Regions from separate parts of the Mus musculus genome. Here regions 1 and 2 are each linked to region 3. The links are chromatin loops, found by intact Hi-C in ENCODE. Cell type or tissue: heart. All regions are shown on one strand.

What was found. A loop is a pair of places that touch in the nucleus more often than their neighbours do. Peaks named below come from ENCODE experiments on the same cell type or tissue, not always from the same donor. Only the 100,000 strongest peaks of a DNase experiment are listed, where the experiment ranks them.
Region 1: it touches region 3 in a loop (2.4-fold over the local background); 4 of 42 quality-filtered maps call a loop at or near these places.
Region 2: a loop joins it to region 3, with 2.5 times the contacts of the local background. A loop is called at or near these places in 10 of 42 quality-filtered maps.

What each region holds. Positions count from the first base shown.
Region 1 is chr7:132,926,924-132,934,923 of GRCm38, reverse strand. Zranb1 (zinc finger, RAN-binding domain containing 1) reads right to left here and starts at 3,748. Exons shown (of 10, transcript NM_207302.3): 1 at 3,379-3,748. 1500002F19Rik (a long non-coding RNA gene) reads left to right here and starts at 914. Exons shown (of 2, transcript XR_003946678.1): 1 at 914-3,916. In heart, a CTCF peak has its summit at 4,696 (motif pointing left); DNase peaks (open chromatin) are centred at 3,153 and 3,773; H3K4me3 peaks cover 3,031 bases; H3K27ac peaks cover 2,111 bases.
Region 2 is chr7:133,060,953-133,068,952 of GRCm38, reverse strand. It overlaps a transcript of Ctbp2 not described here. Among named protein-coding and RNA genes, the nearest start is that of Ctbp2, 50 kb to the right of the region's middle. In heart, a CTCF peak has its summit at 4,321; DNase peaks (open chromatin) are centred at 1,312 and 2,072; H3K27ac peaks cover 1,567 bases.
Region 3 is chr7:133,120,680-133,128,679 of GRCm38, reverse strand. Gm35364 reads right to left here and starts at 5,125. Exons shown (of 2, transcript XM_006508433.3): 1 at 4,815-5,125; 2 at 637-4,696. The coding sequence starts at 5,011. The coding sequence ends at 4,069. It overlaps 4930483O08Rik (RIKEN cDNA 4930483O08 gene), which reads right to left and starts at 429. Exons shown (of 3, transcript NR_046279.1): 1 at 247-429. It also overlaps a transcript of Ctbp2 not described here. In heart, CTCF peaks have their summits at 4,285, 5,626 and 6,865; DNase peaks (open chromatin) are centred at 4,459, 5,239, 5,449, 6,139 and 1 weaker place; H3K4me3 peaks cover 4,995 bases; H3K27ac peaks cover 5,112 bases.

The DNA.
Region 1 (8,000 bases), 190 kb after region 3:
GTACTACATGCATGTGGTAAACAGTCAAACATGCAGACAAAACACCCATACACACAAAATATTTTGAAGGGAAAAATATTTTGACAAACTATAAAAGGGTGAGTTTTCACAGAAGGCAGAGACATTATCAGGAGAATTTACTGCCAAGAAACTTACTCATACTTACAACAGAAACACACACACCTATTTTCCAAATGCCTAAGTATCCACATCCCCACTACATAACTACATGTATTATCTTTGGTATATAAGAATACTGTAGGCCAGTTTTATGTTTTCTTCCAACAGGTAGCAACAAAATCATACTCCCCTGCCTCATCTGCCTTTTGATCAATTGTACAATCCATCAGCATCTGAGGTTAGAAATCCAAATAGGCTACAGATTATTCCTCCTTCCTACGATGATAAATGTCATTTGCAATGACATTTACAAATACAAAATAGCTACCTTTCATGTCACTAGTACCAAATCCAAAGTCAAGTAACTATCTTAGACTCAGTGAAAAAAAACCAGAGATTTTCATTTGAATAATACAGCACAACCAATGGAAAAATGTCAATATTTTGTATTAGTAAAAAACAGTACTAACAAATGTAAACAAACTGACCAAGTATTTTTATGGTATGACCATAGTTTCAAATATTTTCTCTCATAAATCATCAAAAATCTCAGAAACTCCAATAGTAGAAAACATACAAATTGTATATCCTGAAATACCTCTGTAGCCAGAAATACTTTGTCAAACTATATTTTCAGAGCCAACTATACTGTCTCCATAGATACAAACTCATTTCTCAGAGCCTTAAAAAAATTTCAACACCAAATCTCGGAGCCTTAAAAATATAGTTGGAAAACAGAAGTCATAGAAAGAAATCTAAACTACCATAGACTAACAACAACAATAACAACAAAGGGTGGAAAGTCTCATACAGAGGAGCAAACAGGTTCCTCCAGGGTAAGTTCTCAAAGGGGTTCTTAGGAGATAGCACTTAACTTGATGTACAGTAAGAAAGGGTAAAATAAATAAAGGCCGAGAGGAGGGACTTCACAGAAACAAAAATTTAGCTGGACTGAGCTTCACTTAGGAAAGAAGAAAGAAGATTAAAGAAGAGAGAGAGAGAGAGAGAGAGAGAGAGAGAGAGACCAAACTACTGAGAAATTTAAACACCAAAAGGAGTTTGAATTTTTTTTTCATTTTTATAGGTTTATTTATTGTGGTAAGAAGTGAATGTGTTGGGTACTTTGTTTTTTGGTTCTGTGGGGGGTTTTTGTTTGTTTTTATTTTCATTTTGTTTTGTTTTGTTTTAATCAAGTTTTCTCTGTGTAGCCCTGGCTGTCCTGGAACTCACTCTGTAAACCACAATGGCCTTGAACTCAGAGATCCTTCTGAGTGCTGAGAATAATGGTATGCACCACCACTGCGCCTCAGAGGTGCTAGTGTATTTAAATACAGAAAATATACCCAAGGTATAATGAGGACATGAAAATTCCAAATAAACCACCACAAACTGGAAGAAAAAAATGTTCAAACAAGAAGGTATTTCTAGGGAAGAGGGGAAAGCCATAAGCAATGCTCAAATAAAACCAAACCAAGTTATATAAAAAGTTAGCATCCTACTTTTGCAACTACATTTAAGTTTTAACTGATTTTATAAAAGCAATATAAATAAAACTACATGTAATGGCTCTCACTGAATCAATTACACATAAATCAATTTACCTCAAACAATGTACATCTGAATTAATGTTCATACTCAGACTTACTTTAATTGTTTGTTTGTTTATGGTTGGGGGGGGGAAGGTTTTCTCAGTGTAACCCTGTCATGGAACTCACTATGTAGACCAGTATGGCCTAGAACTCAAGAGACCCACCTGCCTCTGCTACCTGAGTGCTAGGGTTAAAAGCATTCACCATTCACCACCTTGCCTGGTTTAATCCTCAGACCTTAAAAGTGATATGCCACAATCCGTATTAGTACATAGTTATGGATCAAGGCCATTAGTTTGAAATATATTACCATGAGTTGTAAGTTCTTCATACAACCTCAAGAGTAAATAAATGGATGCCCCAAGGCTCAACGGCACTAACAAAAGGTTGTTAAAACAGCAACCAGAAAAAACCTCCCATGGCGTTCAAATAACATCCTCCCCCCAAAAAAGTAAAACGTCTCATTACTGCCCTACCTTTTAACCTCTCACAACCCCCCCCCAATGAAAAAGTTACAAAAATTTAATGAGACTATTTTAAGAGCCTCCAAATCAAGAGAGTGGCTTCCAAATATACTTTCGAAATACCTCATTTAATTAAAATAATATTTAACAGGATCCAGCTTTACTTTTCCCAAGCATAGTTCAGTGGACTTTCTAATGGCCTCTGTCACAAAGATCCTCGGGTCTCCCCTGTTTTCTCTATATAAGCCAAGTCACCCATTTTTGATCAACAGAGGTACCATGCATGTAGCAAAAGTTGGTAGGGAGTCGACTGAAAGAGACTGCGGGGTACAGGAGCCACTCATTATATAACACTTCCAAGTATTTGTACATCACGTTTATTAACACCATCACAGGTCAACTATACAGAGACCAAACATTGCAAGCAGTGGAAAGAACTTATAAAAATTGACTTAGTGGGTAACCGAAAGGGGAAATCGAGGGGTTGAGATACAAAATTCTAAGCAAGGTGGTTTCAAAACCAGCGTCTCCAAGATAATGGGCGGGTTCAAACTTCTTGCTTAACGTAAACTGCCTCTCCCCGGCGCTAACAGCAAGTATTACAGCTCTTTTGTCTGTGCAATGACCAGCCAAATTAGAGCAGAAAACCAAAACAAAACAAGAAAACCCACAAGGTAGGTGCACAGAGCGATCGTTACCGGGAGCGGAGTTCCAGCTGCCCATGGCCACCAGACATCAACTTTCACCCTGATTTGCTTTAGGCAACCGGAGGCCAACGTATGAGGGGAGAGAAAGTGGACAAGGGACCAAAACACAAGTTTGGGGACCAGCACCAACTTAGAGCGACAAATCCGGGTGTTTATGGCCTACTAAGAGGTGGGAATAAGACCCACACACTCGGACTCGGGAGGGATCCCAGTTGCCGGAATGAGGCGGGCAGAAGGGCAGCGCCAGCCGCTGACGAAGGCGGCCAACTGAGGTCGGTAAACAAGCCGGGCGGCCACTCTCCCTCATCCTCCGGGTTGTCCCCGCGCTGGGAAGCCCAAGATGGACGCGCGGCCGCGGACAACCCCGGGCCTGCGATGCGCTATCCCGCAACGCTGCCGCCCGGAGGCTCGGCAGCCTGCTCCCCGCGACGCCCCGTCAGGCCGCGGTCGACCCGCGAGGGGCCTGCGGCGCGGCGCCCCCAACCCAGGCCCGGTTACCTGGCGGCCGCGGATCCTCCTCCTCCCCGTCTGACGCGCGGCGCCCGGCGGCCGCGGCGGCGGCGGCGACTCCCGCACGGCCAGCGGCGACGAGCCGAGCCCGGCCCCTCTCCGCCTCCCTCGGCGCCGCCGCCCACCCCGCTGCTGCCGCCTCCGCCCTCCCGCCTCAGTCAGGACATGTTCTCCGCGGGCCCGCGCGCGGCTCCCAGCGGCCCGAGGGGCGGAGAGGCTGCGCGGAGGCGGGGGCCGAGGCTCGGGGACAGGGGCGGAGCGGTCTGGGGACAGCCTCGGGCGCAGAGGACTCCGAATGGCGGCGGTCAGGACCCTAGAGCTAAATAAACCCCGCGGCGGCCGCACAACGTCAGGAACTGGACCTCGCTGCTCACCGTCCTGTGATTGGTCCCGAGGCCTCAGGAGGCGCAGCCAATAGGCGACCGCCTCTTTCCCGGCGCAGGAGCGGGCCGCGGCCGTGACGTCAGCAGCGTGCGTCCTGATTGTGAGGCTACGGCGCGCGCGGTCCCGCGACGCGTCCTCCCGGGTGAGTGTCTTCAAGTCTAAGTGCAGGATGCACTTGGGAGGTGGGAGCCTTCTTCCCCTGGCCGCCGGCCGCTCTTTGCTGCAGAGTCGCCAGCGCTTTGAATCAAGCGTGAGTCACGCATCTGTTTGCTAACTGGGAGACCGCTTGGCCGTTCCTTCGGCGGTTTAAAACAGTTTTTAAAATTTCAATAATTTGACCCAGGCTGTCATTCTGGGGCTCAGGCTGGCCTGGAACTCTTAAACGATATTCCTGCCTCAGCCTCCCCAAGAGCGCTGAGATTACAAGCCTTGCTTACTTGGCATTTTATTTTGTTTTCAGACGAGGTTCTCTTGTAGCCCGATTTATTTCTAACCCCTCTAAATAGCTGAGACTGATCCCGAACTCTTAAACCTCCGGAGTGCTGGACTTACGCCACCACTACTCTTAGCTTCACCTAGCCCTACTTCAAACTTTTTCAAAATGTAAACTGCTTTAAAAGTAATGTGTTAAAGGCCGTAGAAATAGTTCACTGGGTAAAGTTGCCAAGCCTGACAGCCTGAGTTCCATCCCCAGTACCTACAGAGTGGAAGAAGACGACTAACTCCCACAGTTGTTCTCTGGGCTACACACAAAATAAATAAATGTAATTTTTAAAAAGATAGTAATATGGGGGGTCTGGAGAAACGGCCAGCGTGTAAGAGCACTTACTTCGGAGAAGCAAAGTTCTGCTCCCAGCAGCCACTTCAGTGGAAGACAGTCACCTGTAACTCCAGCTCCAGGGGGTTCAGTGCCCTCTTGTGGCCTCTACCAACACCCACACTCACTTGCACAAACACATAATTAAAAATAAAAATAATTAATTAGTATCTTGAAGGAACATTAACAGCAATCTGGGAGGGCATTTAGTAATTGTTTGGATACCTCAGATCCAAAAGGATGACCGTGTTACTTGAAGTTTGATGTTTCCCAAACTTGAGTGGGAATTCACTTTGTGAAGCTGTCTTTGGTGTCTTGAGTTATTTGCATAAAATGGTATAAGACAGCTGTACCATGGCCATCAAAAGAACAGTACTTTGTATAACTTCCCCTCACCAACATCTTTCACAACCAGTGGGGTGCTTCCTCTCCATAGCCATTGCTATGGAGTAGAGGCCTTCAGCAACCCCCACCTGGTCTGAGAACTTATCCATAAATTAAGTTTAAATGGAAACAACAACACAAAACAACACGTTCTCAAGGATATAATTAATTCATTTGTAGGTAGGATCCCACGCTATTATATAAAAACAGTAGTTCAGTTGACCCTTTGGAAACACTTTGTTTAAGCACTTCCTCTTCCTGAATCAAAGCTTTACAGCATGCTGCCTCCAAATAAACACCAATCACACGGTAAGATGTCCAAGTTGTAGTTTATTTTAGTCAGAAAAGGGATAGGACTCAGAGGAAGCTTTTAAATTTGATTTAATAAATGTCTTGTAAAAAAAAAATCTGCACCAAGAAATAAACACAAAGATAAGGAAGACCATCTTAGTGGTAAAAATGATAGCACGGAAAGAGGCTAAGTCAAAATAACCACAATGACAAAATGGGATTGCTAAGTAAATTAAAGTGAAAATCAACTTATAATTGAAAAGGAGAACAAAGGAAAAAAAAAACTGCATTGAAGACAAAAAGACTCTTGAGAGGCATCTAGTAGTTCTCAGACCTGAGGTGATGGATCAGTATATAAAGTGCTTTGAGTTCAGTCCCCTGAATCCATGTAAGAAAGCCAGGTTCATGCTTATAATGACAGTGCCAAAGGAGAAGACAGGAGAACCCCTGAGCTCCATAGCCAGCCAGTTAAGTCTAGCTCCAGACAAGTGAGAGATCCTGCCTTAAAACACAAAAGTGGATGTTCCTGAAGGATGATACATACCCAAGGTATCATTTGCCCTTTTGTCCCCAGGCCTGTATACACACATAGGAACATATACAAAAAGAAAGAAAAGAATGTATTAGTTTTCAACAATGGCAACACATTAGAGTCACTAGTATGGCTTTTTAAACATGGGCTCCACCTAAGAGGAGAATCTGAGCATAGATAAGTCTTAAACACCCTTCAGCTACTCTGAAGTGCAGCCGGGTTTGAAAACTACTGATGGAGTCCTACCCCCAAAGTCTGCACATGGGGACACCGATACCTAGAAATATTAAGTGATTTTAACATGCTAACTAATAGAACAACTGACTTGGTCATAGTTAAGAAACTAATTTAGAGGCCTGAGAGTTCTCCCTGGTGGTAAACATGCCACAAACATGATGACCTAAGTTTGGTTCCTGAGAGTCACATGGTGGAAGAAAAAAACCAAATCCAGTGGGCTGCTCACTTCCAGGCACACACATTTAAAGAATGAAGTACTTGAAGGCACCAACTGTAAGTTTTTAGTATGTTTCTTAGAACCACCATGGTCATGTATAGGGGCAGTTATCATATGTTCTACCTTTTCTGTTAGGTGTTTCCTGAGCTACCTGTGGAAAATACAATCCCATCATGTTTTCCGGTTTGCCATTTTAGGGCTTCTGTTTAGTTCTATAATAGTGGAAAGCAAGGATTGGAGAAGTGGCTCCAGGAGGACTGGACTCCAGTTCCCAGCACCCATGTTAGGCAGCTCCAGAGGATCCTATGCCTTCTGGATTCCAGGAGTACCTGCACTCATGCACATGCCCACACACATATACACATACTTAGAAATTGTGTGTGTGTGTGTGTGTGTGTGTGTGTGTGTGTGTGGAGGGAGAGAGACTGAGATTCTGACTCTCTGGGTATCACTGACTGACCTAGAATTTGCTATTTAGGCCAGGCTGACCTCTTAACTCACAGGAGGCTGCCTGCCTTTGCCTCCCAGGTGCTAGGATTAAAGGCATGCACCACCATGCCCAACTTAAAATATATATTTTTAATAGTCACAAAAAGGGTTTTGCATGATAAGGTGCCATATGAGAACTACCTTCCTGGAATGTCTGTGATACATAGCTATAGAAATGGGGACAGAAAACAATTGAGAGACACAGAGCTAAAACCTAGATATCCAGCAGGAGTGGGAAGGAGGGGCAGAAGTGGAATGCAGTGAGTGATGAGACTCACTAGAGGAAGCCTTTGTTTAGAACCTTTCCATTTATGGTTTGCCAGTACCTGAATCTGGGGCAACAAAAAGAATCAAAAGTCAGAGTACTGCATGACTGTGCTATGAAGACCATTGGAACTCCTGGACAGAACTAGATAAGGTGAGGTCAGTTGTGTACAGATCCAGGATTTAGAAGAGTGCAGCAGGGCCTTGTTAAGAGCAAGGAACTAGGCTGACCCTGGACATGAACAGCAGAGGTGTCGGTCTATAGAGTAGTTACTGTGGAATTTCCAGAAAACTCCCAACAGAAAAAGAAAGGTGGACATTGCAAAATGTGCAACATTCTTAAAGGTGCAGGTGTAGTGAGCCTCAAGTACATTATTCCCAAATAGTATTGGAGTATGCAGATTTTGAAACTCAGAACAAAGAAAAGGTCAGTGTATTTGACAAACAGCTTCACTGACCTTATAGAGAACAGTTCTCAGTAGGATGATGGGGACGGATGCCAAGTTTCAAAAGCTGAAACCGTGCATGGGTTTTGAAGCAGTGATTACAGACTACCAGTCCAGGCGCTTTGACCAGGAGAGGAAGGCAGGAAATAGAGGAACAGCCACAGTGAAGGATGAGGCCTGGGAAAGGTTTTGTTTTCAGTATATCTGAGCACTTTTGCAAACAAAGGAGAGAAGGTGGAGGGAAGTCAAATTCAGAGCAGTCTTTTGTTGCATGTTGGCACCTATAACAAAGGACACTGCTTTTTGGGAAACTAGTACTTTCCTGTGGCCTTCCTGGATGCCAGCCACAAACTGCATGGAAAACAAAATCTCCTGTGAGCAGACAAAATCTACTTGTGAAGCATCAGACATAATGTAGCTCATCTGGGGCTGGAGGCGTGGCTCAGTGGGCAGTAAAAGCACTGGCCACACAAAGCTTTTCAGCCTGGGTTCACATCCCCAGAACCTATTTACCGATGGGTGTTCTGTCTCACATCTGTAATCCCAGTA
Region 2 (8,000 bases), 60 kb after region 3:
CTCTAAAGTGTTTGGACTTCGCTGATGAATAGAGTTAATTCGCCGCTACACTTCCAATAATTCATGTTGCACAGTTTAATGACTTCTAGATAAAAACAGGATTGAAATGTTAATTTCTCTGAAGAAATCGGGGCACTCTTGAATATCAGACAACCCCCCCCCCATCCTCATGCATGCGTGCATTAAACCGCTAGTTAATTTCACTAAACAAGTATCCAGGACGTGCTTCTTGCCTTCTTGCTGCGGTGATGTTGGTATTTCCTACCTTCGTCTGCCCTTTTCTCAGTCTCTACACATGTGAGATTGACTGTCTTATGCAAGAATCTGTCAAGAGGAGCCCGTCTCTGTAACTCAACCTGTCAGTGACCGCAGGCCACCCGCCACCTCTCTTCTGAGCACAGAGAACTTACTTTTAGACTTGATTGGCTGTTGTTAGCCATGAATTTAAATATCTAGCTTGTCTGCTAGTGATTGGTCTATATTGGGCTCGTGGACCAAACATGGTTTGGTCTCATCGGGAAGACATATTTTCTTTAATAATTGTGTATGTGCGTGTTTGTGCCTGTGTAGGCTTCAGTCACAGCATGTGTGCCTGAAGCTGTTGGTTCTCCCTCTTCTTCCTCCTTCATTTTTTTTTTTCTTTTGAGACAGGGTCTCATGTATCCCAGGCTGGTCCCAAATTCATGATGTAGCAGAGGATGACCCAATGTTCCTGCCATGTGCCCCCTTTCATCAGGTGCCTTCAAGGTAGCAAGTCTCTGGTATCCCACATCGGTGGAAAATTAACTTGGCTGTAATCAGCACCATCTAGCTTCTAGTTTCTGGTTCCTTAGAAATTTCATGATTCTTTTAAGGTAACCTTTCTCGACTTTGGCCTCACTGACTGACATTTTGGGGCAGATAGGATGTCATTATGAGCCTGTTGTGGACACTGTTCAAGCATGGGAGTCTCCAAGCAGGCAGACAGTCATTTATAGACACTGCCTTAGGTTCCCTGAGTAGGACAAGCTCTCGCTCAAGCAACCGTGGTTTAAGGAATGTATTGTGGGCCCATTTTCCTATTCTGCTTAAGCTTCTTGCAGTCCACTCCACAGTGGAGCCCCTTTGTGGCCCAGCAGTCAGCTTTCGGCCTTCCACAGGGTGGAGCAGTGCTGTATCCTCTCTGACTGTCCCAGAGCCCCCACACTCCCTTCTTTGAGCCTCCATGGCAGAGGCAGAGGCAGAGGCAGAGGCAGAGGCAGAGGCATTGGCAGAGGCAGGGCCCTATGAGGGAGGAAGGCACACTTACACAGAGGCCTTGCCTCTGACATTGCCGCCCTCCTGCCTGGTGCCTGGCTTCTTACTCACATGACTGCTCATGGCAGTGCCTTTGACAGACAGATTTATTTATCACCTTGTCATGGTGACATGTTGGGATGGCTTCGCCGCTCATGTGCCATTGACACTTGGCTGTCTGAAGTCAGGATGCCGCATCCCTCAGACTGGGGAGAGCCTTATCGGCAGCAGGCATAACTTAACTGCCTGCTTCCCCTGTTTCTTTAACTTTTAATTGAAACCGCTTAGTTACCACCCCTGCTGTTAGGAATCTGGGGACAATTAGGAAAGTCCCATCTGTCCTTTGAACCATATTATATTGCTCCCCCCACCCCCTTTACTATCTCGAGAAGATGGTGAATCTTTGCAGATATGCCTTTGCGTGGCCCTCTTGCTTCCCACTGGCTGGGTTTTATCTCAGTTGAATGAGTTATGGCAACTCTTTAATTCAATTATTTTCTCTAACGCAGGCTTGGAGATGATTTAGACGAATCAAATGCCGGGCTTTCCTACTGCAAAGCAGTGACTCCCCACAAGGCTGGGGGCGGAATTTTTTTTCTTTTTTCTTTTTTTTTTTAAGTTTTCACATACAGCCACTGTCGCAGGCATTTGTGCTACTTACCCCTCCTCCTCCCTTCTTGGCACAAGCTCCTAGTTAGTGTTCCCAAGCATAGATTGGAAACGGCAGATGCCATGGGCTTTGCCAGTCTTTCCCCAAGGCAAGGAATTATCTGTCCAATGATATTAGGTCAGTGAATTCCCACCCAGCTGTGTGTGGGGGGGAGAAGGGGGAGTTGTGGGGGCAGGGCAGGGCAGCCTGAGTGACTGGGAAGACCATGCATAAACCTAAATGTGGTAAACAATCTCTCCTGCTTTGGTATTTGACTCTTGAGTTTTTAAAATGTGCCTGGGATGGCAATATATCTCGAAACCATCTTTAACCTTTGTGCTTTTTAATGTGGAAAGTCTGCTCAAAATAGGATTTGTCACAGTCAGTGGCTGTCCCATGTACTTAGAGGTGGTAAAATGGTCTCCCGGGCAGCAGGCGGGATTAGAAAGAACATTTAGGCTTTAGTGGTCTTCAGCGGTAATTCTCTTCCTTACTAATGCTGTCTGCTGCTTTCCCGATAGGCCGGAAACCACAGGTGGAAGTACATAGCCAAGATACTTTCAGGCCAGTGAGTATTTAACAGTTGAAGGTGAAGGACCCAGACTGAGGCTGGAGAAACTTGACAGGGGCTACCTGGTGTTTGGTTCCCTCAGCTTCCAAGTGCTGGGCACCATTCAAGGTCTGAGTATGTGTGCTGGGTTTGGGATGAGGGCTGGTCTGTGAGGCCTGCTAAAGTTGGGGAGCACATGCTGCCCCTGAGGAACAGGGCATAACGACACTGCCACCCTAGCCTTTTGGGGGTCACTGGCCCCATGTGCTGTGAATACCTGTGTCATTAGCGGATAAAAATGAGTGTTTTGCAAGTACTCTGGCTCCTGGACATAAATAAGCCCATATTCCTGCTTGGCACTTTGCAGAAGAAACAGCAGCTTCCCCTACCCTGTCTCAGGCCTTATCTGGACATAGATGCTGGCTACACAGTGGTGAGCCACCTCTGTCCTGCTTTAGGCCTGTGCTGGGCCTGACTTGTACTTATGTGTATGGGTATTTGACTAGCACGTCAAAGAGCTAAGTCTAGTGAGATGAGACCGCTGCTGTGCACAAGGATCCTCCCTCTCTGGGTCTAGGCTAGTGTTGGGAGCGGACTCCTAGCAGAAAGCGGCTCTCATCTCTGCAGCCATCTCAGGCTATTTACTTACAGGTGGTACTTTTCCACCCTGATGAGAGACTTGTTTTCCTAGCATGATGTTCTTGCAAGATGCCCACCACACTCTGATAACATCTTGCTTTTCTCCTATACATCCTGGACCTGTGGTTAAGTGTCTCCAGCTGCACTCCCCAGCGAGTGCATATATACCCATACTTGCCTTTCAATAAACAAGACTCGAGACATGAGACTTGATCCTTGATAGCCTGTTTTGTTTCTATTCTTTGAGTCTCTTGCCCCTCAGTCCCCACTCTCTTGCAGACCCTGTTGACTGACCAGCGGACTGGGTCAGTCTAGTACTTGCTAGGCAAGCTGGAAGAAGGTAATGTGCTGTCACTGGGAAGTTAATCACTTAGAACTTCAAGCAGATGTAGAAACCAGTATCTCCTACCTACTAATTAATTGTTGGTTCTTTTGGGGTTTTGAGACAGTTTCTTTGTGTAACTTTCTGGCTGTCCTAGAACTCTATAGATCAGGTTGGCCTGGAACCTTCAGAGATGCACCTGCCTCTGCCTCCTCAGTGCTGGGATTGAAGGTGTTGTCCACTATACCTAGCTCGTTGTTCTTTTAAATAAACCAAGAAGTTAGGGTTGGAAAGATGGCATAACATTTAAGAACACCTCTTAGACCCAGGGTCCCTTCCCAGCACCCTGTAAACCAGGCTGGCCTCGAACTCAGAAATCCAACTGCCTCTGCCTCCCAAGTGCTGGGATTAAAGGCGTGCGCCGTATTAGACAGATTCTTACTATGTTCCATGCTGGCCTGGAACCAGGCTGGCCTTGAACTCAGAGAGATGCTCTTGCCTGGTGACTAGTGTGCTTATCTTCATACGGTAGAATTTGGGTGGTTTTGACATTTTACATTCCTTCTCTCCCTTCTTCATAAACATGTCATGAATGCCAGTTACTTTTGGTGGAGGAAAATATTGGCTACCTACTGCTTATATGTGAAGAGGGAAGCCATCTAATGTGAAGAAGCAGAGGCAAAACAAATCCTGTGCCCCTCCCACCTCAGACCCCAGCAGCGCCTCCCTCTCCCTGGCTTTTCAAGGTCGGAAGCTTCTTGAACATATACAGTGACCTTAGCACCCACTGAAGGCTGAGACCTGATCGGCTCCCAGCATACAGAAGACAGGCTGTGTTCATTTTCCTCCTCCCAGAGACTGGCTCTTCCTGTATGCCCATTTGTGACAGTAGATGGTGTTCTTGTTTCTCTCTGCGGCTTGTTAGCGCATGGGAGGACTCTGGATTTCCTGGCAGTGGTTTTGGTATGTGTAAGAGGAATCACTTGTTTTCATGTCTCGGTCAAACCTCATCCCCTCACTGGCAGCTGCCTGGGCTCAAGCCCACCTATGTGTCGGCTCGGCTACCTTGGGAGGATGACCGCGCTCCTCTTCTCTGCCGCAGTTTTCTTCCTTCTGCCTCATAGGCTTGTAGAACTAAGCAAGCAGGGCTGAAGCTGACGCTCAGCGTAGAGTGCTTACCTAGCATGCGTGGAGTCCTGGGTTCGAGTCCAGCACCACATAAACCAGGTGATTTGCCCCAGGCCTTTGGTTCCAGTGCTTTGGTAAGTGGAGGCAGGAGGATGGATAGAGTGTGAGGAGTTAGGGCCGCAGGTATAACGTATGGCAAAGCACTTACCTGGTGCGAACAAGGCTCACTCCACACTCAGCCCCTAAAATGAAAGAAAAGGGGTCTTACAAGGAATAAATGATTGAACATTTATAAACTCCACATATCGATGTCTGGGGATCTCTTAAGAAGTGCATTGCTAATTGTGGTCATTGTCATTGCTTTTCCTCCCGTTTCTATGTCTTTAAATACCTCTCCCCCCAGAAGTCACCCAGCAGCATAGAATGTTCTGGTGAGAACATTCAGAGGAGAATTCAGGTCCTGATCAAGATTTCTTTGTAGAGTAGGTGTCAGCCAAGTCCTCTCTCCCTGGTGTTTTCCCCAGATGTTCTATTCAAAAGAACAGCCCCTTGGCCCCACTTCTGTCCTCTTTCCTAACACCAGCATGGTAACTGGTCTGTAGCAAGTCTTCTTTGATTTGTGATAGATTTGGGGTGCTCAGTCCTGAAACTATTTGGTCCCTGGGGCCCCAGTCTCCAGAATTGGCTAGTTGAGCTTGAGCCAGCAGCGGACGAGCCTGATCTCCGTTCCCCTCACTGTGAGCTTCCCCGAAGCAGCTAGATTCCAGGAGTGCTTTCTTTGGTTGAGCATTATGAAGAGCCTACTGTGTGTTGGGGGTTTTACTAGGGGAGTTGGCCTGTGTGGAATAACTCATTTGTTCCCTAGTTGCTCATTCCTGGGTTGATCAGGTACTGGGGCTGTGTCTGCCTGTGGCTCTGACTTGTGTGGGGTTCACGTTCTTTCGAGGTCAGTCAGATTGTTCTTGTAAGGTGTAGCTGTCACTGTAGTTGGTCATCTTTCAGGGAAAATTTGGGCTTTGTTACTCTGATTTAGAATTTTTCTTTCAACTTCATATTCTTCTGAGTCGCCTGATGTCTAGAAGCAGTTTCCTGTTAGTGTTTGTTTTCCTTTTGCATCCTTTTGTGGACAAGCATGCGCGCAAGTGCGCGCTTGTTTGTGTGTGTGTGTGTGTGTGTGTGTGTGTGTGTGTGAGTGTGTGTGTGCACATGCACATTTAATTCTGATGGGAAAAATCTGTCAGAGGCAGATCAGATCTGTTAAAGTAAAAAAGTATTTTACATCATATTACCTGGTGCTGAAATAATCCTTGTAGGTTTCAGCTTGTTTTGAGGCGTAAATAGCTTCCCTATGGGAGCTGTGATTCACATTGCTGCTTGGTTGAGAGGGAAGCTGGAGTAAGGCTGGTCTGTCTTTATATAAGCCCACAGAACTATGTGATGGCCCTGGCTAGAGCAGAAGACAAGTTTGGGGTAGGAGAGTGGAGAGGTTTAGTCTAGCATTTTACCATTAGCTTCTGATGACTGGGCTCTGGGAGGAGGTTAGAGGACTCAGAAGGGCCTCTGCTGTCCCCTTCCATCAAGCATTTGGAGGTAGCTAGCTTACACAGTACAGTGCTGTGAGGCCGGGATTCTGAATATGGTTATCACTCTCCTGTGGAGAGGAGAGCATTTGCATATGGAGGCTGGTGCTTAACTGGGTGTCTTCCTCAGTTGCTCTCCACCTTATATACAATATACAGAAGTGTAGAGCCTTTCACTTGGCTATAACTAGCCAGCTTGCTTTGTGAATCCCCTGTCTTCCCCTTTCAAGCTTGGAGTTAGTTACAGGTTAGCCCATGGGTGTGCTAGGGTCTGATCGCCAATCCTCCCACTTACGTGGCAAGAACTTTACCCACTGAAGAGTCTCCCCATCCCCGTGTTTCTGTTTTTGATGCATGGCAGCATTGTGAGGCCTTGGTCAGGGCTGTTGACATCTAGGGACTAGAAGCACTAAGGTCTTTCCAGGAGAGACATTCAGACGTGTTGACTCATCTCCTATAGCTTGGAAACAACAGGCAGATCCTGGTCATTGGAGTGACTTCAACATTCCCACTGGATTGCTTGTAATACTTCTTGTTACTTACAGTGATCTGTGATGTCAGGCTCAGAGGACCTCTCAATTTGCCAAGGAGGTTCCAGAAGGCTGCTCTTTGGGTGGTAAAAGAGACCTAGGTTGTGGTTTATAATTTACACCCTTCCTGTTGGTTCTTCATTACCATGGTAGTTGTCCCGCCCATGCCTGTGGCCGGCTGACTTCTTATTCATCCTATCAACTTTTCACTCCTACTAACTAGCTGCTGTCTTCTGTGTGCTGCATCCTTGACACATCCTAGGTCTTTTCATCTTTGTCTCAGTGGTGTTTTGTTTTTCTCCTTTGGCTTCTGGGTTTGTTACCTTTTTCCTCATGGCTCCACAAGTCAAAGCCTTTAGAGTCAAAGAGGAACACTGCTTTGCACTCAGAGTAGTGCCATGCTTAGATTCCAGAGCTGGGTATCCGTGCTACCTTGGTCCTTACAGAGTTCCTGTAAGGTCTGGTACAGAGGAAAGAACACTTGTCCCCAAGAGTACAGTTTAGTTGGGGACCAGGAAAAATGGCTAGTTCAGAGGTAAAGACACTGAGACCCACACCAGTCCACTTCTGGGACAGATCTTACGTGCTGATGAATTGTGTGACAGGGCACCAGGCCTCCCCTAAAGGGGTCGGTGCACTTCTGACAGTAGAAGAAACATGGAAGTCTTGAATACTTAAGTGAATTAGGTGTGCTCCTGGGTGGCGGCTCTTAACTTCTTAGCCCAGCAGAAAGATTGGAGGAGAAATGTGTTAAGATAGAAATTGTGAGGCTTATGAGTGGAGTAGTGGGCCAATGAAAGGAATGACTGAAACAGCCTGAGATAGGTGGTTCCAGTAGGACATCCCGTCTCTGTTTATTCCTTCTGCATAGATCCAGTCTGTTGAGGACCGGCCTGGGGTATGGTGGTGACCAGCTCTCATCTCTTTAGGGTTGAGATCAGGGCTGAAAGATGAGGTTGTGTTCTTGCTACATATTTATTCATTCAGACATTGGTGTGTGGGTGTGTAGGTGTGTGTCTGACTCGCGCACCTGTGCTGATGTGCACACACATGCATGCAAGGCACAGCTCTTCATGTTCTGCAGCTGCCTTGGGCAAGCTTATGCCGAGATTCCGTTTTAGAGGGAAAGCACTCCTCCAGGTCGCTTGTTTTCTTGCTGACTTTGATTCAAACTGATGATAGGTTGCTTCAGTCTTACTGTCCTCTTACAAGGAACAGTCATAACCAGGCAGCTTGTAAGCAACAGAAATCTGAATGCTTTTGGATGCCTGGATGGCCAAGATCGAGACGACCAGAAGCCAGGCAAGGTTGTATAGATCTATAATCT
Region 3 (8,000 bases):
TGTCTCCCAACTGACTGACTTGACTCCACTGCACTGATCTCAAAATGACTGAACAGAACTGATCAAAACTCAATGCCACTGCCTGCACTCAACTGCACTAGTTCCCGACTCCTTAACTCTGAATTGCACCGAACTGACTGATTTGAACTCAACTGACTGACTGAACTCAGATCTGCATGTTTCTGTCTCCTGAGTGTTGGGATTAAAGACATGTATCACCCCACCTGGACCTAAGCTTTTCTTTACCTGAAAAGTGTACTGTATCAGGCTAGTCTTGAACTCAGAGATCTGCTTGTCTCTGTCTCCTGGGACTAAAGGTATATCTGTATGCCAGTTAAATCACACAGATCTAAAAGCTCTTTAGGTCTGATCCCTTGCGAGAGCAGGCATGCTGCTGGATTAAAGTTCCTCCACACAAGACCCTGAACTGGCAGGGGTCCTCTTGCTTCAGTCTCTTAAGAGCTGGACTTACAATTGTGAGTCACTAAGCCTAGCCTGATCATAAGTAAATATGAGGAAAAAAAAAACTGCTGGGCGGGGCATGGTGGCGCATGCCTTTAATCCCAGCACTCGGGAGGGAGGCAGAGGCAGGTGGATTTCTGAGTTCGAGGCCAGCCTGGTCTACAGAGTGAGTTCCAGGACAGCCAGGGCTACACAGAGAAACCCTGTCTCGAAAAACAAACAAAAAAAAAGTTTGCTGTAACTTTTGGGACTCAGTTACTACTTCTTCTTGAATATAAAAGCACACATGGAATGTTTATTCCCAGAGGATGAGAATTTACCTCTGGTTTTCTCATCACAGCCTTGCCAGTGTGCAGAAATCAAGCCTCAGGAACCACCCCTCTGTACTCAACTTTGCCTCCCCACTGCCTTCCTTTCATTTCATGGTCATCTCACTTGCAGCTCAGCATCAACCAGAAATCACGGCAATCCTGCCCCAGGTAGAATTGTGCATATGAACCACCACATCTGTCTTTGTTTTTTCTATCTTATATATATTAAAAAAAAAAAACACCTATAATTTGTATGTGTGCATATTCATGCCACAGTATGTATGCTGAAAAAGAATGCCCATGTGCCCCCCTTTAGTCCCCAGTCACCCCCGCAGTGCTTCTTATGGTTTTGCCTATTTGCTGATCACTTGTAAATGGAGTTATAAGTTATTTGCTCTTTTGTGTCATGTTCGTTTCATCAGCCTTTTTTTCCATGTTCATTGATATGACAGCTCAACAGTTCATCTCTTTTCAGTGGTGTGCATGCATGTATGTGTAGACCCATGCTACGGCATAGACCAAAAGAGAATGTGGGTGTTCTGCTGTGTCACTTTCTGCTTGAGTCAGGATCTTTTATTGAACTGGGGGCATTTTTTCACCTAGACGGGATGGCAGTCAAGCGTTAGTGACTGTCTTGACTCTTCCCCTATTATGTGCCATTCCACTGTTGGGGCTACTGACCTGGGCAGCTGTGCCGTTTTACCTGGATGTTTGGATCTGAACTCAGGTCCTCATGTTTGTGCAGCAAGTGTTCTTGCCCACTGAGCAATCTCCTTAGCCCTCCATTTCCTGGTTTGTTTTGAGACTTAAGTATCCCTGGCTGACCTGGAACTCATTATATAGACCAGGCTGGCCTTGAACTGAGTTGCACCTGCCTCTGTTCACCAAGTGCTGTGTGTAAAGGTTTGTGCCACCACACCTGGTTCTTCATTCCTTTTTAAAGGCCAAATAATAGTCCATCTGCATTTCATTTATTCATCTGTCACTCAGACTTGACCTACTGATTGTCGGGAATAGTTTTGCTATGATTGTGAGTATACTTATATCCATTTAAGCCTCTGCCTCCAGTTCTTTTGGGCACATAGTCAGAAATGAAATTGTTGGACCATACAGCAATTCTATGTTTAACTTTCCGAGGCGCTGCCAGGCCATTTCCCACTGTGGCGGCACCATTTACTTCCCCATCAGCCCTCACAAAGGCTCCCATTTCTCCATTTTCTCTTTTGTTGATGACAGCCATCCCAATGGACAAGAAGTGGTATCTTACTGTGGTCCTCATTTGTATTTCCCTGCTGACTGGGGCTGAGCATTGAGTGAGTCTGTCTGCTCAGTGGCTGTTTGTACATCATCCTCAGAGAAGCATCTATTGGAGTCTGGTTACGTTTTTGAATTTTAAAGATTTTCATTTGAGTGTGTGTGTATGTGTGCACTTGGGGGTGAAGGGGGAACACTTGGAGATCAGAAGAGGGTATCAGACCCCTTAGAGCCGGAGTTAAGGTGGGTGTGGTTACTGGGAACTGAAATCAGTGCCTCTGGAAGAGCCGCCAATGCTCTTAACTGCTTAGCCATCTTTCCAGCCCTGGGTTTTTATTTCTGGTCTTGTTGTTTATGTTTGACATCTTTTGAGAAATGGCTAGAGTCACATGTTGATGGTAGCTAGAGTTAGTTTCTTAAACATGTTAGTACACTTGTTTTTATCTTGTGGGGTTGGCATGCATTGCATGGTACATGTATGGAGCTGAGAAGACAGCCTGAGGAAGTCAGTTTGCTCTTTCTGGGTTCTCAAGCTTGGGACCAAGGGCTTTACCCACTGAGCAATCTTGCCAGCCCCAAAGTATTAGCAGTGCAACCTTATCTGGGTGATTGCCAGATTCCCCTGACTTCAGGAGCAAGAGATGAGCCAAGAACCACATATATACCAGTCAAGTGTTCTACCCGCTGTGCTACGCCCCCCCCCCCCCCCCCCAGCCTGGACTCCATATTTTAAAATGCAGGTGGTCAGGCTGAAGTTAGAAATGATTTTTAGTTCTGAGTTCATAAGAAAGGGGGTAGTGTTTTCTTATTGTGATATCTGGTACATGTGCAGGGGTCTGAGACAACTTAGTCTACTCTTTTCTTCCATCTTTCCCTAGCCTTTGAGGATTGAACTCAGCTCCTCTGGCTAGGTAGCAACTTTGCAGGCTGAGGCATCCTGCAGGGCCCACGGTAGTATTTTTCTAAAGTGGAATTCAAAATCAGACTGCAGGAAAGCTGAAGAAGTAACAGGAAAGACAGAAAGCCAGCTGACTGTGGCTTCTTGGTGAGAATAGAGGACCACGAAGGGCAGAGATCTGAGAAACATAAAAATTCAGGAATTACCATAGTTAGGGAGGGCCAGGAAGCTGGCATTGGTGATACAGAAGCCCGGGTATGGACAAGATCGGTTTGCAAGCAATTCCCGGGCCCTGTGACCTTGGAATGAAGCTGCTGGGGAGAGGCAAACTCTTAAGAGGAAGAATCTATGAGAACACAAAGCCCTGGAAGATAGAGACAACTGGGTCAGAGGCGGGTGCACACCTGTGATTCGTTCACAGAACATTCAAGGGCAGCCCCAGGCCTATTGGGGGATGTGATGTGTTGGAGAGGGACCGTTCCCGTCTTGCCATTCAGAATAGTTTGACTATAAAACATAGAAACCTTAACAGTGCCAGTCTCACGGCCGTCATCTGGTGAGCAGTTTAGCAAACAGGCCGAGATAGAGCCCGAGAAAGGCTGCGCTCTCCAGAACGCACAGCGATGGGTTCAGGGGCTCGGAGGCCTCCAGAGCAGAGGCCCACCTCTTCTATAAATGCCTCTGGTCGCGAAGGGCGGGAGGAAGCCACCCATACCACACTCTACGTGGCTCTCTGAATGGCGGTCCCTGTGGTCTTCAAAGTTGTGACCTTGGACACCCCCTCTCAATCCAGTCGCTAGCCCAACATCTCAATCCAGTCGCTAGCACCCTAAAGATTTTTTAAAAAAAAACAATTGCATCCAAGGGCTCTGTTCAGCGCCACAGGGGTCCTTAGAAGACGCGCGCTTAAAGTCTGGTAATCCTGGGTCCCTGAGTACAGGGAAACGGCTCCCTTCCGGGGACAGCGCTCCAGTGTCGCGGGTCATGGCCAAGGAACCCAGCCCAGATGCTAACTAGTCTCGCGCTGCCGCTGTGTCCCATCGTCGTTAAGAGTCCTGATTCTAGTCGTAATGCTCCTAGACACTTGTGGACTCGTGATCACGAAAAGGCACCGCACGCACGACCCCCGGGCCCGCAAGGCCTCTAGAGAGCCTGGTGACCTGACCGAGGCAAGGCTTTCAAAATAGCCCCAGCGACATCCAGACAACAGAAAGACATTTCTAAATGTGTAAAAACAGTTGGCTTCTCGTAGCGAACACATCGTGGCAAGTTCCAGCACATAGACCAGTCTCCGCGCGCCCCGCAGCCAGCGCTACCTCCCTGGCTCGCTCTCCCGGATCTGGGATCTGGGAGCGCAAGTGCCCCCTGTGGCCGGCCCGCGCCTGACCTCACGAGCCTGGGACGGCACCCGTGGCCTGCGCGGGGCCCTGGAGGAAGTTGGAGCCTCGGGGCCGAGTAGAGTGCAGGTCGGCTGAGCGGGCGTGGTGGGGGCCTTATCGAGCCGGGGCTACCCCGGGGACCGTGCCGAGGCCCGCTAGAGCTCGCGTCTCCCCACGTGGCGTGCCCCACGTGGAAGGGGAGGAGAAGGAAGGAGGGTGAAGTCACCCCACCGGCTGCGGGACCCCTGCGCGTCCCCAGAGTCTCAAGGGAGGCGCGGGGCTGGGCCGGGGAGTGTCTGCCTTGCCCGGCCCCCTCGGCTGCCCGCAGCGCCAGTATGCACTTTCGTGTAGCTGCTAATCCCCGGAGAGAGCCGATTTGTAGTGAGAAGTATCTGTAGGGGCGAGACCGGACCATGTGGGGTTGTGTCATTGGTTTGCAAAGAGAGACCCCGCCTTTGAAGAAAAAAAAAAAAAAAGAAAAAGAAAACGAGTGTGCGAGGGGACCCTCACCTCGCCTCCCGCCTCGCTCCTGCGCAGCCGGAGGGCACCGGAGCAGCGGCCCGCGCCGCTTCCGTCCTTCCCTTTCCTTTTTCTCTGCGCTTTCCTCCTCCTTCCCGGGAGGAGAAAACAAATAAAGAAGAGCAAATAGCCGGGAGGCGCTCGGCTTCCAGGACCTTCCCTCCCCGGATCCAAGTTACAGCCAGCATCCTCTCGGGGGGTGAGAGAGGCGCGGGCCAGGGACCCCCAACGCAGCCCCCGCCAGGCCGCGGGGCTGGCAAGAAGGCGCGCGGCCAGGACGAGGGGGGGGGGGACTGGATCGGGAGCCGGTGGGCGGGGGAAGGGGGTGGGGTGGGTGGGGAAGTAGGAAGAGGCTCGGCGGCGACGGGAGGAGGAGGAAGGGAAGGAAGGGAGGGAAGGGAAGGCAAAGGAAGGGAGGGGAGGGCGGGAGGGGGTGGGGCGCGGAGCTGGAGAGATTAAGTTTTTGTGTGTGTGTCTCTGTGTGCGTGTGTCATTTTAAGGTGGCTCGGGAGCGGCCCAGAGGAGCCAGCTGCGGCCGGAGGAGCAAGAGACCGAGCTGGGAGCCATGCCGCGCTGAGAGGGGGGGCCGCACCACCAGCGCCACCACCACCACCGCCGCCGCCGCCGGGTGGGGTGGGAGGGGCGGGAGCCACCGCTACCGCCGCCGCCTCCCGGGTGGGCGCCCTTCTCCTTGGACGCCGGCGACCCAGGACGAGGTAAGGGCGGGGGTACCCGGGGAGGGCTGGGGCTGTCGCCGCCCCCGCCTCACCTGCGGCCGCTGGCTGGGGCGCCGTGCCCGCGCCTCACTGCGCCACTCCGGGAGAAGGAGGAGGGCGAAGGACACCGGGCCGGCATCCGAGGACATCTTTGGTCAGCGCCCCCAGCCCTGTGTCCACACACTACGCCCGGAGGTGGACCTCTGCCGGGGGGTTCTCGTCCTCCGCCCCTCGCCACCGATTGCGCTTGCTGGCCGCCCTTTGCTCCAGGATTTTTGTTGTTGTGATGAGAGTTGATGAATGCGAAGTAGGCGGTCACCTTCCTTCCCATCAGGATTGGGGAAAAAAAAAAAAAAAGGAAAGAAAAACCCGGCGCGCAGCGGCGTCCGGAGGGCAGCGGCGGCGGCGTCTGGCGACGGTTTCCTAGGCGCCCCGGGCTTGCTCCTGGAGCCCGGTGGGTGCGCGCGCGGGGGCCGCTGGCGATCTCGGACGAGCGCGCTGCGCGCCGCGGGGACAATACGGCCAGATCCCTGGGGATCAGGAGTCCGAGCATGACGGGGTGCGGCAGGCCTTGCGCCTGGGAGGCGGGCGGGCAGGGGGGAGTAGACACCGGGGTCGGCGGGGACAAGTCGGGGCGCGCGTGGCTCGGGGCCCCTGGGGGCGCGGCCCCTATCGGCCCGGGATCCCGCGCGGTTCTCCCAGAGTGTAAGTGAGAGGCCGGGAAAGACGCGAAGCGAATCCCTTTTGTTTTGCCGGCCCGGCATTGTTGGCTCCTTGGGGCAGCCGGGGCCACATCTGCCGCCGCCGCCGCCAGTGGCGCGCGGGGCTCGGCCCGCCAAAGTCGCGGCGGGGCGGGGGGCCGGGGCGGGCTGCAAGGGCGGGGGCGGGCGGCGCGGGCATTTCCTCTGCCCAGCCGCGCTCCCGCGGGCACCACTTCCTCCTCGCCCTCCGCCCGCTGTCCTCGGCGTCCTCGCCGGGACCGCACTTTTCGGGTGGGGCGAAGCAAAAAAGAAAGTTTCGTAAAAGGGGCTGGCTGGGAGCGCCGTGGGCACCGGGGATCTAGCGTGGCGCGGGGACGGTCCGGCCGCCGCAGTCGCCTCCTTGCGCCTGGGGTGTTTCGCGGAGCCGGATCGACCGGCGGGAAGAGCCTTTCTTCTCCGGCTCGCGCCCTTCCCTCTGCCTTGGGCGACTGAGGCCGGGCAGCGCGGGAGTGCCGGTGCGCCCAGGCCTTGCTTTTGCGGGAGGCCCCGCGGCGTGGCCGGTCGCCTGCAGCCCACGCTGCGCCCAGGGGCTAGGAGGCCGCGGGCCCGAGAGCTCGGCGCGGTCACCGCGGGCAAACCCTCGCGCGCACACACTCCCTCCGGTGGCTTGCTTAACGCCGGCGACTATAGTCGCCGACACGGAGAGTGCGTGTGCGCGCGTGTGTGTGGTACCCTTGCCCAGCCCCCACCCCCTACTTTTCTTAGATGCGGCCCAAGCAGCGGTTGGCTTTAGGGGACTCAGGTTTGGGATTTTGTAGGGGACCGCAGGGAATATCTTATGAAATCTCTGCGTGCTTGGAGGCTGCTGGCAATGGCCTACGTCGCCACGCCAGGCTCCCAACCTCGGGCAAATAGACCTTCCTGGATATTTGCCCTATTTTCTTTAAAAAAAAAAAAAACAACAAAAAAAAAACTAGGGAACTTTTGAGAGTCCTTAGATGCGAGTGGTAATAGAACTCTATGCATTGGAAAGTTGAAGTCCAAAGGCCTTTATTTGCAGTTTTTTGGGACATGTATATTTTTATCTGAGATGGGTGATTTTTTTGAGGGAACATTGTATTGGGGTAGAGGGATTACAAAAGTAGTTCTGCTTTCTAACTTTGACGGGATGCATCAACGGTGGGATCTCTTTTTGAAGGAGATACGGCCTTCTCTCCTCGTGCTGAGTTCAAAGACAGTTTTAAAATTACCTCGCGTTCGGCTCCTGGGGCTGCCGTTTGCCTCTAGATAGATTCTCAAAGAACTAGTTCCCATCTACTTAGGACAATTCTGGTTTGAAGCATTTTTTTTTTTAAATAAATCTTTCATATCTTTAGTAATGGGACTTTAAAAGGATCTTGTTTTTATAATTACTTCATCTCAAAGAGTACTTCTTAATAGCAATTACAGAGTAATATTTTAAATGCCAATTCAACATTTTCAGCCCCAGCAACTTTAACGTGAAAACAAGGTTTCCTTTTTAGTGTTCCAAATAACAACTGTATCTTAAAGTTGGAACATTGAATATCCTTTTGTCTGGCTCTGACACACTCCTGGAAAAACCCCCAGTGCCCTTTTTATAGCCCCCCAAAGAAAAGTTAATGAGCTGGTAGGTTTCAAGCTAGAAGCAGGTCCTCCCTCTTGCAAAATATGCTTAAAGTCGCCATTGAAGTTGAATGTTAGCCGTGAATGTACTTGCCTTTAATGAAACCAGTTTAATC